2 separate regions of the Homo sapiens genome follow, and region 1 is linked to region 2. Evidence: chromatin loops called from intact Hi-C (ENCODE). Cell type or tissue: mammary epithelial cell. All regions are shown on one strand.

What was found. Peaks named below come from ENCODE experiments on the same cell type or tissue, not always from the same donor. Only the 100,000 strongest peaks of a DNase experiment are listed, where the experiment ranks them.
Region 1: a loop joins it to region 2, with 3 times the contacts of the local background. A loop is called at or near these places in 16 of 110 quality-filtered maps.

What each region holds. Positions count from the first base shown.
Region 1 is chr12:121,907,801-121,915,800 of GRCh38, reverse strand. The region is part of intron 4 of PSMD9 (proteasome 26S subunit, non-ATPase 9); the gene reads right to left. It also overlaps the pseudogene RNU7-170P. Among named protein-coding and RNA genes, the nearest start is that of CFAP251, 6.8 kb to the left of the region's middle. RefSeq lists a silencer at 3,974-4,130. In mammary epithelial cell, no CTCF peak of the experiment used is centred here; a DNase peak (open chromatin) is centred at 3,620; H3K27ac peaks cover 2,297 bases.
Region 2 is chr12:122,186,575-122,194,574 of GRCh38, reverse strand. It overlaps LRRC43 (leucine rich repeat containing 43), which reads right to left. Exons shown (of 12, transcript NM_001098519.2): 4 at 6,735-6,874; 5 at 4,207-4,445; 6 at 3,008-3,195; 7 at 1,571-1,830. Among named protein-coding and RNA genes, the nearest start is that of LRRC43, 7.5 kb to the right of the region's middle. In mammary epithelial cell, a CTCF peak has its summit at 3,514 (motif pointing right); no DNase peak of the experiment used is centred here.

The DNA of each region.
Region 1 (8,000 bases), 280 kb after region 2:
GGCTAAAATGCTGAGATCCCATTTTTTGCCTATCAAATTGGTAAAGATTTACATTTGCAGCATAATCCTGTGGTTGGCGAGAGGGTGGGGAACGTGGCACTGCACTCTCAGGGCAGCCAGGGTGCTGACCTCAGTACCATCTTCCTCAAAAAACACGTGTCCCACCACCAACGATCTTTAAAAGGTACATCCAAGGTACATAGTACACAATTGCAAGATGACATACAAATTACAAGACATACAAATGCCTGTAATCCCAGCACTCTACAAAAAGTATAAAAATTAGCGAGACATACAAATGAAATGTTCATTCCAGGACTGTGTAGAAATTCAAAAACTGAAAACACCAGAAATGTCCATCAATAGGTATTGTTCAAATACAGTACAGAGAATGAAGGGTTTTAGTCAAAACAAACCAAAACCCCACCAAAGTATGAACCTATTTGATAATATTTTCTTTCTTTTTTTTTTTTTTTGAGACACAGTCTCACTCTGTCACCCAGGCTGGAGTGCAGTGGCACAATCTTGGCTCACTGCAACCTCTGCTTCCCAGGTTCTAGCAATTCTCATGCCCCAGCCTCCTGAGTAGCTGGGACTACAGGTGCCCGCCACCACACCCGCCTAATTTTAGTATTTTTAGTAGAGACAGGGTTTCGCCATGTTGGCCAGGCTGGTCTCAGAACTCCTGATCTCAGGTGATCCACCCACCTCAGCCTCCCAAAGTGCTGGGATTACAGGTGTGAGCCACCGTGCCCGGCCGATAATATTTTCTAAAAGGACACCTGTGTTGCTCTAGTGTGCGAAGTTTTCTGGAAGAACATGGAAAAACTTGTTAAGAGTGGTTACTTCCAGAGAGGACTAGTCCTTTGGAAAAAGAAGATGTTTACTTTTATATATTTCCATATCATTAATTTTTTAACCATGCGTATGTATTGCTTTATTTTTCTGAGACAGAGTCTTGCTCTGTTGCCCAGGCTGGAGTGTAGTGGTGCAATCTCAGCTCACCGCAACCTCAGCCTCCTAGGTTCAAGCAATTCTCGTGCCTCAGCCTCCTGAGTAGCTGGGACTACAGGCATGCAGCACCATGCTCAGCTAATGTTTCTGTATATTTAGTAGAGACAGGGTTTCACCATACTGGCCAGCCTGGTCTCAAACTCCTGGGCTCAAGTGATCTGCCCACCTCAGCATCCCAAAGTGCTGGGATTTTGGGCATGTGCCACCACACCTGGCATGTATGTATTACTTTCTTTTTTTTGAGATGGGTTCTCTGTCGCGCAGGCTGGAGTACAGTGGCACAATCTCGGCTCACTGCAACCTCCGCCTCCCCGGTTCAAGCAATTCTCCTGCCTCAGCCTCCTGAGCAACTGGGATTACAGGCACGTGCCACCATGCCCAGATAATTTTTGTATTTTTAATAGAGATGGGGTTTCGCCATGTTGGCCAGGCTGGTCTTGAACTCCTGATCTCAGGTGATCCACCCACCTCAGCCTCCCAAAGTGCTGGGATTACAGGCATGAGCCACCACACCCAGCCTGTATATAGTACTTTAATTTAAAAAATTAAAATTAAAGCAGGGGGAGTACATACCAAAAAAATTACAAATTAAAATACGATATCCAGGCACGGTGGCTCACGCCAGTAATCCCAGCACTTTGGGAGGCAGGAAGATCACTTGAGCCCAGGAGTTGAAGACCAGGCTGGGCATGGTGAAACCCTGACTCTACAAAAAGTATAAAAATTAGCGAGGCATGGTGGTGTGCACCTATAGTCCCAGCTACTCGGGAGGCTGAGGCAGGAGGATTGCTCAAGGGAGGTCAAGGCTGCAGTGAGCTGTGACTGCACCACTGCACTCCAGCCTGGGCAACAGAGTGAGACCCTGTCTCAAAAAAATAAAAATAAATAAATAAAACAAGATGCCATCAAAATCTAAAACTTCTATGTATCAAATGACACTATTAACAGAGTGAAAAGGCAACCCACATGATAGGAGAAAATACATACATGCTGGGTACGGTGGCTCATGCCTGTAATCCCAACACATTCAGAGGCCCAGGCAGGAGGACTGCCTCAGCTCAAAAGTTCAAGACCAGCCCGGCAACAAAGAGAGATCTCGTCTTTACAAAAAACATATATTTTTTTTAATTAGCCAGGCTTGATGACGCACATCTGTAGTCCCAGCTACTTGGGAGGCTGAGGTGGGAGGATCACTTGAGCCCAGAAGCTCAAGGCTGCAGTGAGCCATGAATGTGCCACTGCACTCCAGCCTGGGTGACAGAGTGAGATTCTGTCTTAAAAAAAAAAAAAAAAGAAAAAAGAAAATACATGCAAATCATATATCTAATAAGGATTTAACATCCAGAACATATAAAGAACTCCTATACCTCAACATCAACAAAAAAATCTGATTAGAATATGAGCAAAGGGCTGGGTGTGGTGGCTCACGCCTGTAATCCCAACACTTTGGGAGGCCAAGGCAGGCGGATCATGAGGTCAGGAGATCAAGACCATCCTGGCTAACACGGTGAAACCCCGTCTCTACTAAAAATACAAAAAAAAAGGCCAGGCGCGGTGGCTCACGCCTGTAATCCCAGCACTTTGGGAGGCCAAGGTGGGCAGATCACAAAGTCAGGAGATTGACACCATCGTGGCTAACACAGTGAAACCCTATCTCTACTAAAAATACACACACAAAAAAAATTAGCCAGGCTTGGTGGTGGACGCCTGTAGTCCCAGCTACTCGGGAGGCTGAGGCAGGAGAATGGCGTCAACCCAGGAGGCGGAGTTTGCAGTGAGCCGAGATTGTGCCACTGCACTCCAGCCTGGGTGACAGAGCGAGACTCCGTCTCAAAAAAAAAAAAAAAGAAAAGAAAAGAAAATGAGCAAAGGACTTGAATAGACCTTTCTTTTTCTTTCTTTTTTTTTTTTTTTTTTTGAGACAGGGTTTCACTCCTGTTGCCCAGGCTGGAGTGTAGTGATGCAATCCCTTAGCTCACTGCAACCTCTGCCTCCTGGGCTCAAGCGATTCTCCTGCCTCAGCCTCCTGAGTAGCTGTGACTACAGGCACAATCCTCCACACCTGGCTAATTTTTGTATTTTTTTCCAGAGACAGGTTTCACCATGATCCCCAGGCTGGTCTCAAACTCCTGAGCTCGAGTGATCCGCCCGCCTCAGCCTCCCAAAGCACTGGGATTACAGGCATGAGACACAGCGCCCAGCCTAAATAGACATTTCTTCAAAGAAGATATACAAATGATCAAAAAGCACAGGAAAAGATGCTCCATGTCACTAATCATAAGAGAAATGAAAATCAAAACCACAATGAGATTCTACCACACACTGATTATGAAACAGAAAACAAGTGCTGGCGAGGAAGCGGGGAAAATGGAGCCCTGTGCACCACTGGTGGGAATGTGAAACGGTGCACGGCAGTGGAAAACAGTAATGGAGGGTCCTCCAAAACCTAAACAAAGCGCCGGGCACGGTGGCTCACGCCTATAATAGCAGCACTTTGGGAGGCCAAGACGGGTGGGATCGCTTGAGCCCAGGAATTCAAGACCAGCCTGGGCAACACGGCAAAACCACAAAATGCAAAAATTAGCTGGGCATGGTGGCACATGCCTGTAGTCCCAGCTACTCTCAAGGCTGAGGTGGGAGGATTGCTTGAGCCTGGGAAGTCCAGATTGCAGTGAGCCAAGATCACACCACTGCACTCCAGCCTTGGCAACAGAGAACCTGTCTCAAAATAAATAAATAAATAAATAAATAAATAAATAAATAAATAAATAAATAAATAAGCAAGCTCATTCCAGAAACCTGGAAGTCATCTTTGACATTTTAAAATGTTCATAGGCCAGGTGTGGTGGTTCACGCCTGCAATCCCAGCACTTTGGGAGGCCAAGGCAGGTGGATTACTTGAGGTCAGGAGTTCGAGGCGAGCCTGGTCAACATGGTGAAACCCAGTCTCTACTAAAAATACAAAAATTAGCTGGGAGTGGTGGTGGGTGCCTGTAATCCCAGCTACTCAGGAGGCTAAGACAGGAGAATCACTAACCTGGGAGGCGGAGGTTGCAGTGAGCTGAGATTGCACCACTGCACTCCAGCCTGGGTGAGAGCAAGACTCCATCTCAAAAAAAAAAAAAAAGTTCATATATTGAAGTTAAAAAAAATTTTAGAAACTTTAAACATAGAATGACCACATGATGCAGCAATTAAATTTCTGGGCATATATACAAAGAAATGAAAGCAGAGATTTGAACAGATATTGCTACAACCATGTTCAAAGCAGCATTGTTCACAACAAAAAGGTGGAAGCAATCCTAGTGTCCATTGACTAATGAATGGATAAAAATAATGTGGTGTATACATACAGTCGAATATTATACAGCCTTTAAAAGGAAGGAAATTCTGACACATGCTGTAACATGGATGAACCTTGAGGACATTATGCTAAGTGAAATAAGCCAGACAAAAACTATACAGTGTCCTGTAATCCCAGCACTTTGGGAGGCAGAGGCAGGCAGATCATCTGAGATAAGGAGTTTAAGACCAGCCTGGCCAACATGGCAAAACCCCATCTCTACTAAAAATACAAAAATTAGCCATGCCTGGTGGCATACGCCTGTAGTCCCAGCTACTCAGGAGGCTGAGATAGAAGAATGGCTCAAACCTGGGAGGTGGAGGGTGCAGTGAGTGGAGATTGAGCCACTGCACTCCAGCCTGGGCAACAGAGCGAGACACCATCTCAAAAACAAAACAAAACAAAACAAAAAAACTACACAGTATGTAAGATTTCACCTAGATGAGGTCCCTGGAGTAGTCAAATTCATAGAGACAGAAAGTAGGATGGTGGGTGCCAGGGCCTGCGGAAAGTGGGAATGGAGAGTTAGTGTTTAATGGAGATTTGGGTTTCAGTTTAGGAGGGTGAAAAAGTTTTGGAGATGGGAGATGGGTAGGGGTGATATTTGCAAAATAATGTGAATGTACTTAATGCCACTAAAGTGTAGATTTTTTAATGGTTAAAATGGTAATTTTTTTTTTTTTGAGACAAAGTTTCACTCTTGTCACCCAGGCCAGAGTGCAGTGGCGTGATCTCGGCTCACTGCAACCTCTGCCTCCCGGGTTCAGGCAATTCTCCTGCCTCAGCCTCCAGAGTAACTGGGATTACAGGCGCCCACCACGACGCCCGGCTAATTTTGTATTTTTAGTAGAGATAGGGTTTCACCACGCTGGCAGGCTGGTCTCCAGCTCCTGACCTCAGGTGATCCGCCCACCTTGGCCTCCCAAAGTGCTGGGATTATAGGCGTGAGCCACCGCGCCCGGCCTAAAATGGTAATTTTTATATTATGTATATTTACCACAAAAAAATAAATATGTCAGGTCTATCAATGGAATCTCTAAATCTAAGAAAATACAGCATAGGCCGGGCATGGTAGCTCACACCTGTAATCCCAGCACCTTGGGAGGCCAAGGCAGGCGGATCATGAGGTCAAGAGATAGAGACCATCCTGGCCAACATAGTGAAAACCCATCTCTACTAAAAATACAAACATTAGCTGGGCATGGTGGCAGGCACCTGTAGTCCCAGCTACTTGGGAGGCTGAGGCAGGAGAATCGCTTGAACCTGGGAGGCGGAGGCTGCAGTGAGCTGAGATCATGCCGCTGCACTCCAGCCTGGCTATAGAGCGAGACTCCATCTCAAAAAAAAAAAAAAAAAAAAAGTCATTTCCTACCAGATTGTCAAAGAATATCTATGTTATTGCCAAAGACTGTAACATAGTTGGGAAAGCTAGAAACAGACGCACTCACAGGTGCTACTTGAGAGAAGGTGCACTGGCACAAGCTTCTTGGAGGACACCTTGACAAGATCTATGAAGGGTAAATGTGCACTGCCTTTAACTCAGTAATGACACATCTAGCAACATGGCAGAAATTCTCCCACAGGCAAGGACACTCGCTACACCACTGTTTGTTACGGCCAAACACTGGAAACAACCTAAATGTCGAACATGGGAGGCTGGCTAAGTAAAAGATGGTGAACCGACCAATGGAACATGGTGGGATCATTCAAAGGAATGAAGATACAAATGTGCCGACAAGGAATTCCCTTCGAAGTGGGCGGAAATGCAGAGTAACATGTACATTAGGCCTTTTCTGTGTCATCTTTGTCAAAAAGCAATCACAGCCAGGCGTGGTGGCTCATGCTTAATAATCTGAATGTTTTGAGGGGCTGAGGCTGGAGGCTCACTTGAGCCCAGGAGTTCTAGACCGGCCTAGGCAACATAGCAAGACCCTGTCTCTACAAAAAATGAAAAAAAAAAAAATTAGCCAGGTGTGGTGGTGCACACCTGTAGTCCCAGCTACCTGGGAGGCCAAGGCAGGAGGACTGCTCAAGCCCTGGAGTTTGAGGCTGCAGTGAGCTATGATTGCACCACTGCACTCCAGCCTGGGCAGCAGAGCGAGAGACCCTGTCCTAAAAAAAAAAAAAAAGGCAGTGGCTGTAGACGCATGCACCCACGTGTGGAAACTGTGTGAGGGACACACTTGTGTGCTTCCAGTTCTATAAATGACAGCCCTGGGCAGGCTGGAAACCTGGAGGCCTCCTTGACACACTCCATCAGGTTAAGGCCCATGGATTTTACACCCTAAATGTCTCTTTGATTGACCCCTTCCTCCACCCCATTTGTCACAGCCACCATCCTCTCTTGACTGACTGCTACAGCTCTGTCACCCTCCAATCTGTTCTCTACCTAACATCCAGAGAAGGCTTCTTACCCCTGTCACACCCCAATCTGGAACTGTGCGGTGGCTCCCTTCTGCACCTCAGGAAAAAAACAGCACAATCTTTACTAAGGACCACAGGCCTGACCTTAACACCTCCTGGCCTCACCTCCTCCCCTTCTCTCCATTCTGCTCTGGGCTCCACCCTCCTTTGAGTTCTTTGATCCTCCCACCCCAGGGCCTATGAACCTGCTTTGAAGGCTTTTCTCCCTGCCAGCTTCCCCTCGACCAGAGAAACTTCTATACACATCTGAAGGTCACTTCCTGAGGAACACTCCTTCAATCCCAAACCAAATCAGGGCCCCATGATTTACTCTCTGAGCTTCTTAACACTCTTCCTTCATAACACTTATCAGTGTGTATCATTATACAGCTGAGATTATTTGATTAAGGCCTGGCTCCCCCACCAAAGTGCTCCCAAGGCAAGGACCCTGTTTGTTTCGTTCCCCGTTACAGCCCCAGTACCTCGCCCAGGACCCAGCATGTGCAGCGGAAGAGGCACTAAGGAAGGGAGAGACACAGGACTTTTTAAAAAATTATTTTGGGGCCAGGCACAGTGGCTCACGCCTATAATCTCAGCACTTTGGGAGGCCGAAGCGGGCAGATCATCTGAGGTCAGGAATTAAGAGACCAGCCTGACCAACATGGAGAAACTCCATCTCTACTAAAAATACAAAATTAGCCGGGCTTGGTGGTGCATGCCTGTAATCCCAGCTACTCAGGAGGCTGAGGCAGGAGAATTGCTTGAACCCGGGAGGCGGAGGTTGCAGTGAGCCAAGATCGCGCCACTGCACTCCAGCCTGGGCAACAAGAGCGACAACTCTGTCTCAAAAAAAAAAAAAAATTTATTTTTGAGGGGAGAGGGTGTTTCCAGCGATGACCAGAAAACCTGGTAGACAAATTCTTAGAGCTATAACACTAGGACTTTTGTTTGTAAATACAATTGCACTATGTGATTTTAAGGATAAATATGTATTTTATTTATTTGAGACAGGGTTTCACTCTGTCATCCAGGCTGGAGTGCAGTGGTGTGACCTTGGCTTACTGCACCCTTGAACTCCTAGGGTCAAGTGATCCTCCTGCCTCAGCCTCCAGAGCAGCTTGGCCACATGCCACTATGCTTGGCCAATTTCTTAAAAAATATTTTGGAGAGACACAGTCTCACAATATTGCCCAGGCTGGTCTCAAACTCCTGGCCTCAAGTGATCCTCCTGCCTTGGCCT
Region 2 (8,000 bases):
TTTTTTTTGAGACGGAGCTTCTTTCTTATTGCCCAGGGTGGAGTGGAATGGTGCAATCCTGGCTCACCGCAACCTCTGCCTCCTGGGTTCAAGCAATTCTCCTGCCCCAGCCTAAGTAGCTGGGATTACAGCTGGGATTAGTCACCACTCCTGGCTAATTTTTTGTATTTAGTAGAGATGGTGTTTCACCATGTTGGTCAGGCGGGTCTCGACCTCCTGAGGTGATCTGTCCACCTCAGCCTCCCAAAGTGCTGGGATTACAGGCATGAGCCACAACAGTAAATCAATTCTAAAGGAAGACATGAATTCATGGTTCCCCAGAAATGGTAACTAAGAAGGTTAACAAGCTTAAAAAAAAAAACAACTTTATATTTGTGCTCTCCTTTCTTCTCTGCAAGACATGGATTATATAAAGCAGTAATTATAACAATGTATTGTTGGGTCTGTAACATATTTATGTTTATAATAAAATTAATATTTATAACAATTACTCTACAATCTTCATAACAAAAGTAGCACAAAAAAGAGAGAAGGAATGGAGCTAGACTGGCAAGAAAGAACATGGTATACAGGATGGAAGATCCTTACAGCACTTTATGTGTGAGAATACATCTTAGATGGATTAAAATGTTAAACCAAAAAAGGTTTTCACACCCAAGGGCTGAAATGAAAAGGGCTATTAATTTATCATGTCTCGATCGACTCAAGAAATTCAGGCTGGGCGCGATGGCTGACGCCTGTAATCCCAGCACTTTGGGAGGCTGAGGCGGGCAGATCACTTGAGACCAGGAGCTCAAGACCAGCCTGGTCAACATGGTGAAACCCCATCTTTACTAAAACTATAAAAATTAGCTGGGCATGGTAGCACATGCCTGTAGTCCCAACTGTAGGCTGAGGCACAAGAATTGCTTGAATCCGGGAGATGGAGGATGCAGTAAGCTGAGATCGCACCACTGCACTCCAGCCTGGGTGACAGAGTGAGACTGTCCCCGCCAAAAAAGAAATTCAATCATTCCGAAAATCTTGGCTGGTCAGGGAAGTGGGACTCAGTTGTACTTTGAGTAGATGGTTAGAGTAGAAGGATTTAGCTAAGTTGAACCCTCCAGAGAAGAGGGCTGAACACGAAATCTAAATGCCGCCAGCACAGCTAACAGTCTAGTGGGCCTTTTTTTTTTTTTTTTTTTTTTTTTTTTATGAGACGGAGTCTCGCTCTGTCGCCGGGCTGGAGCGCAGTGGCACGATCTCGGCTCACTGCAAGCCCCGCCTCCTGGGTTCACGACATTCTCCTGCCTCAGCCTCCCGAGTAGCTGGGACTACAGGCGCCTGCCACCACGCCTGGCTAATTTTTTCGTATTTTTAGTAGAGACGGGGTTTCACCATGTTAGCCAGGATGGTCTCGATCTCCTGACCTCGTGATCCGCCCGCCTCTGCCTCCCAAAGTGCCGGGATTACAGACGTGAGCCACCGCGCCCCGCCAGCCTCAGGACTTTTAATGGAAGGTCGCAGTGTGGTCTAGGCTCGTGACCCTACTGCTCTGACCACTTGCCCTGGTTCAGATTTCCATCCTTACCCTGGGGACGGGCAGAGCCGGGGATCTATACGCAGCCTCAACTTGGCCAGCTCTTCTGCAGAGGCCCTCGGCATCTGCAAGATGGTCGAAGGCCCCGAGATGACAGACAGCTCCGACTCTCCTGACTCCTCCACCTCAGACTCCAGAGACCCTTCGACCTCTTCAGTAACCTCTTCAACAATGTCTTCGATGACGTCTTCCACGACCTCTTCAGGAGATTCCTCAACTAATAATTCTAAGCTGGGAGAGGGCTTGACGATCTGCAGGAAGAGACAGAAACTCGTCCAAGGCTGCCGTCTTCAGGATGTGCTCAGCTGATGCCGGGGGTGTCTGTAACACAGCTCCCGACATCTGGATGAGGTTCACGCATGAGCAGACACACCACGCTAGGAGGCAGGAAGGCGCTTAGAAACCCACTTTTGTCTTTTCTGAAAGACCTACATTAAGAGTAAAAGCAAGAACCACTTCTATGTGGGAGGAGGAGACAGGTTTCTCCTGGTTGGATGGTATCCTTGGGTTTTCTTCTGATGTGGAGGGAGATGGGAGGAGTTGTAGAAATTGCAGAATGGGGCTAGGCGCGGTGGCTCACGCCTGTAATCCCAGTACTTTGGGAGGCCGAGGCAGGCGGATCACGAGGTCAGGAGATCCAGGCCATCCTGGCTAACATGGTGAAACCCCATCTCTACTAAAAATACAAAAAATGAGCCAGGTATGGTGGCGCGAGCCTGTAATCCCAGCTACTCAGGAGGCTGAGGCAGGAGAATCACTTGAACCCAGAGGCAGAGGTTGCAGTCAGCCGAGATTGCGCCACTGCACTCCAGCCTGAGCGACAGAGCGAGACTCCATCACACACACACACAAAAAAGAAATAAATTGCAGAATGGGGCTGGGAACAAGGGGCTGACTTATGAAATGCCGGGTGGCTCTCTTGTTAGGCTCAGATTTTAAGGGGGCAAGGGGAGTGTGCATGGTTGAAAATTGCTCTAGCTGCAAGAAAGAGGCTGAGCTGAAGCCAGGTCCTTGCATGAATCACCAGATTCCACATTAAGAATCTTTCTTGGCCAGCGCGGTGGCTCACACCTGTAATCCCAGCACTTTGGGAGGCCGAGGATCACTTGAGCTCAGGAGTTCCAGACCAGCCTGGTCAACAAGGTGAAATCTCATCTCTACTAAAAATACAAAAATTAGCTGGGCCTAGTGGTGGGGACCTGTAATTCCAGCTACTGGGGATCTGAGGCAGGAGAATTGCTTGAACCCAGGAGGCAGAGGTTACAGTGAGCTGAGATTACGCCATCGCACTCCAGCCTGGGTGACAGAGCGAGACTCCTCCTCAATAAATAAATTAATTAATTAATTAAAAGGATTTTCCTGGGGCCCACAAAGCAGTTCAGCCTTCACAAGAGCCCCCCATACTCCTAGGGACAGACCAGGGCACACCTCGGCCAGGACGCCCGCGGACTCATTCATTTCGCCTTCTTCATCTTTCACAAAATCATAGGTCACGTAATAGTTGTAAGTGATGAAAGGGCCTTCGGGCCTGGGTTCCGGGTCTAAGACAGAGGTGTCCAGGACTCCTCTGATGTTTCCGATGGTCACCACAAACTGCGCCTCCTGTGCCAAGAGATCTGCAGGGAGGAATGGGCAGGACAGGGGGGCCCATGGAATGGAAGTTGGCAGATAGAAAGCAAGAGGGCTGGGAAGGCACGGGTCCCTAGATTCTCTCCAGCACTCAGGGCTGAGCCTTGGTGGGGCGGTCAGGTTCATGTCACAGCTCTGGCAAGCTGGCCTGGAGTGATCCAGGTGTCATTATACCCCTCTTCAGCCTTGTTTTCCTGATCTGTATATGGGAGTGATAAGGGCTACTCTGCAGGTCACCTTAGCATTATCTAGCACGTCACAGTGACCTGGAGAAGCCTCCGGTGCACCTTGCGGCATGAACCACAAGGGGGTGATCTCAAGCCACCAGGGAGGTGAAGAAGCTGATTGAAATAACTGTCCCAAGTCCCCACAGGTTGTTTTGACTTTTTATTTTTTTTAGAGACGGGGTCTCGCTCTGTCGCCAGGCTAGAGTGCAGTGGTGAGATGATAGCTCACTGCAGCCTCCACCTCCTGGGCTCAAGTGATCCTCCCACACCACCTTTTTTTTTTTTGTCTTGCTCTGTCACCTAGGCTAGAGTACACTGGTGTCATCTCGGCTCACTGCAGCCTCCACCTCCCGGGTTCAAAAGATTCTCGTGCCTCAGCCTCCTGAGTAGCTGGGATTACAGGCACTTGCCACCATGCCTGGCTAATTTTTGTATTTTTAGTACAGACGAGGTTTCACCATGTTGGCCAGGCTGGTCTCAAACTCCTGACTTCAAGCGATCTGTCTGCTTCAGCCTCCCAAAATGCTGGGATTACAGGCGTTAGCCACCGCGCCCGGCCTCCCCCTATCACTTCTGTCTCCAAATCCCAATCACAGGAATCAAAGCCTGGTGGAAAGCTCTGACCCAGAAGAGAGGCTATACCTGAATAGGGTCTGGGTCAAATGGGGAGTTGCAGGACAGACGGGTACACGGACCCAGGAGGGCGGGGCACAGCCAGGCGCAGGCTGGGGTGTCACATGCCACCCCCTCCCTGCATGCCAGTACCCTCACCGCCATTGAGGCTGAGCCCCCGGAAGAGATGCTTCTCATTGGGAGACACGGTGATGTCGTCCAGCACGCAGAGCTGGGCCAGGCTGTCGATGGTGAGGCCGCGGTAGTAGGGCACCAAGGCCAGTGGGTTTCCCTGCAGCACCAGGAGTCGCAGGTGCCGGAGGGTCCTCAGGCTGGTGACCATGCTCTGCAGGTCTGTCAGGTCGTTGAAGCCCAGGTCCAGGGAGACGAGGTTGGGCCTGGAAGGTGAGCAGGACCGTCTGGGGGTCAAGAAGCCAGGTGAGCAGGGGGCAAGCAGCCTGTGGCCAAAACGGACGGGGAGCCTGGGGCTAAGGATTCTGCCCATCCACGGCCTGCACCCCTGTCCTACCCTTGACCCAAGTTAACCCCGGGTCGGGAACGAGTGCCTGGCTCTTCATCTCCACTCTCCGTAGCACTGCCACCCTCACAGTTGGAGTCACAGAGACGCCCCCACCGACCTCCCTTCACGGGGCTCCTCTCTTCTTGGCCAAACCTCTCAGTAGCTTCCACAGAGCCTCGCGCACTGCGTGCGTCTAGGAGGCTCTGCACAAATAGTACAGGCAGACTGGACGGCACAGCAGGGGACAGCCACCGTGGGGGAGTTGTGGACAGGGCAGGAGTGGACAGGGCAGGAGTGGGGTTGATGCTGGGGAGTGGGAGGAGGGAGCCAGAGGCTGGAGGGCTGGGCGGTCTAGAAGCAGGAGATGGCTTCTCAAAGCCAGACTGGGGCGGGACCCCAGGAGGAAAGGGGCCTGGGAGGGGCCTGCAAAGAGCACGGGCCAAGGCCTGTGGCCAGACCAAGACACAGGGCAGGGGCAGGGTGACTTTCCTGCTGCCACAAACTAGAAAGCAAATTGATCTCGGCTCTGAGAACAGAAGAAAAACACAAGCGGCCGCTGTCAGCACAGCATCTCCCAATCCCAGCCTCACTCTTCCCCTAAGAGCAGAAGAGAAGGGGAGGAAGAGGAAACCAGGGTCAGAGAGGGGGCTTCCCTTCCCTGCTGCGTCCGCCCGCTCCAGGCATGTAGAGGGTTGGACCCCCCAAGGGCATGCCCTCCAGGTTCCTCGGGGGAAGGAGAGAGGGGAGGTGGTTCTACCCCTTCCATCCTTGCTGGGCTGCTGAAGTCCTGGGACTTCTCACAGCATGTTTTGCAAAGCCTTCCTCTCCCAGCTTCCTTTGATGGCTTTTTCTGGGTGGTCTCTGATCCCCTCCTACCCCTCAGGTCCAGGATGTTAAGTTTTCTACCGCTCACCCACTGAGGAGATCAAGTTGAATATCAACTGGGAGCTGAACCATCTGCAGGCTCCTAATGAGCCTGAACCTTCAATAGCGATGGAGCGGCTGGCGCTAGGGCTTGGTTCCAGGGTGGTGGTTCTCAGCTTGGGGGGATTTTGCTGCTCAGGGGACATCAGGCTCAGACAAAAACTGTCTGGAGACATTTTTGTTTGTCACAACTAATGGGGAAGTGCTCCTGGCATCTGCGGGTGCAGGCCAGGTATGCTGCTCAATATCCCACCATGCCCAGGACAGCCCCACATCAAAGGGTGATGGGGTTCCGATGCCAACGAGCCCAAGGTGAGCAACCCTCCTCTAAAATACGGCACCAGGCCAAGTGCGGTGGCTCACGCCTGTAATCCCAGCACTTTGGGAGGCCAAAGTAAGTGGATCACTTGAGGTCAGGAGTTCGAGACCATCCTGGCCAACATGGTGAAACCCCGTCTCTACTAAAAATACAAAAATTAGCCAGGTGTGGTGGTGGGTGCCTGTAATACCCGCTACTTGGGAGGCTGAGGCAGGAGAATTGCTTGACCCTGGGAGGTGGAGGTTGCAGTGAGCCGAGATCACGCACAGCACTCTAGCCTGGGCAACAGAGTGAAACTCCATCTCAAAAAAAAATTAAAATAAAAAATTAAAATAAAAAAATTAAAATAAAAAAATTAGGCCGGGCACAGTGGCTCACGCCTGTAATCCCAGCACTTTGGGAGGCCGAGACGGGCGGATCACGAGGTCAGGAGATGGAGACCATCCTGGCTAACACAGTGAAACCCCGTCTCTACTAAAAATACAAAATAATTAGCCGGGCATGGTGGCGGGTGCCTGTAGTCCCAGCTACTCGGGAGGCTGAGGCAGGAGAATGGCGTGAACCCGGCAGGCGGAGCTTGCAATGAGCAGAGATGGCGCCAATGCGCTCCAGCCTGGGCGACAAAGCGAGATGCTGTCTCAAAAAAATAAAAAAATAAGATAAAAAAATTAAAAAATTAAAATACGGCACCAAAGCAAAGGCTCTGACTCACACCTACTACCTCTTGTTCTCCTTCCCCGGGCTTTTTGTTTACAAAATCCCACTGAAGGGGGATTCAGAGAAATAAACCATAAGTCTGGATTTAGCAGCCAACTGGGAGTTACAAAAAAGACCAAAGCTGAGTTCTCAAGCCACTGGGGTAGAATCGCCCCAACCTGATACTTAATCCCTCCCTCTCACTTTCCATCTGGGCTCCCGAGTTACCAGTGATTAGCGGTGACGTAGAGACTTTCCAAGGGGCCTAGAAGTTTGTTGTGGCCTAACCCCAAGTGCTGCAGGCCGGCGGGTGGGTGGGCACACAGACACTCCATGCTGCTGATCTCATTGCCGTAGAGCTCCAGCACCTGGGAGACCACACGGAAGGCCCGGGACGATGGGGCCCCAAGTCAGCGCTGAGGATCAGGCCCCTCCCCTCTGTCCCGCAAAACTTAGTAGAGGAATCACAAACTACTCACACCTGGCCTCCCTGGCACCACCCCGACTCCCTTTTAAAAACCCAGGAAGAAAAGATTCCTGCAGCAGGTCTTGGGAAGTTTCTTTTCCTTTTGTGAAAGACACTTCAACATCTGGAATGGGGGGTGATGCTGGATTGGCAGTGGGGGAGCTGCATAACATCTGGCACCTTCTCAACCCATAGGAATGCGTCTCTGGGAGGCCAAAAGGGCTCCTAGATGGATAAGGAATAAATCCAAAGCTAACCTTCCTTGCTTGTAGTTCTTATCCACGGCCTCACCCACCTTTTTTTGTTGTTGTTTGCTTGTTGGTTTGGGTTTTTTTAATTTTTATTTATTTATTGTTTATTTATTATTATTTTGAGGTGGAGTCTCGCTCTGTTGCCCAGGCTGGAGTGCAGTGGCACAATCTTGGCTCACTGCAACCTCCGCCTCCTGGGTTCAAGCGATTCTCCTGCCTCAGCCTCCTGAGTAGCTGCTATTACAGGCACCAGCCACGACGCCTGGCTAATTTTTGTATTTTTGTAGAGGGGATATTCCTATGTTGCCCAGGCTGGTTTTGAATTCCTGAGAACAGGCAATCTGCCCACCTCAGCCTCCCAGAGTGCTGGGATTCAGGCCTACTTCATTCCTTTCTATGAGTGAATAGCATTCTATTGAATGGATAGACCACTTTGAGATGGAGTCACTCTGTCGCCCAGACTGGAGTGCAGTGGCACAGTCTCGGCTCACTGCAACCCTTGCCTCCTGGGTTCAAGCAATTCTCCTGTCTCAGCCTCCCAAGCAGCTGGGACTACAGGCGCATGCCACCACACCCGGCTAATTTTTGTATTTTTAGTAGAGATGGGGTTTCGCCATGTTGGCCAGGCTGGTCTCAAACTCCTGACCTCAGGTGATCCACCTGCCTCGGCCTCCCAAAGTGCTGGGATTACAGGTGTGAGCCACCGCGCCTGGCCTGTCCACATTTTTTTGTTTATCCATTCATCTGTTTATAGACCCTTGAGTTGTGTCCACCCTT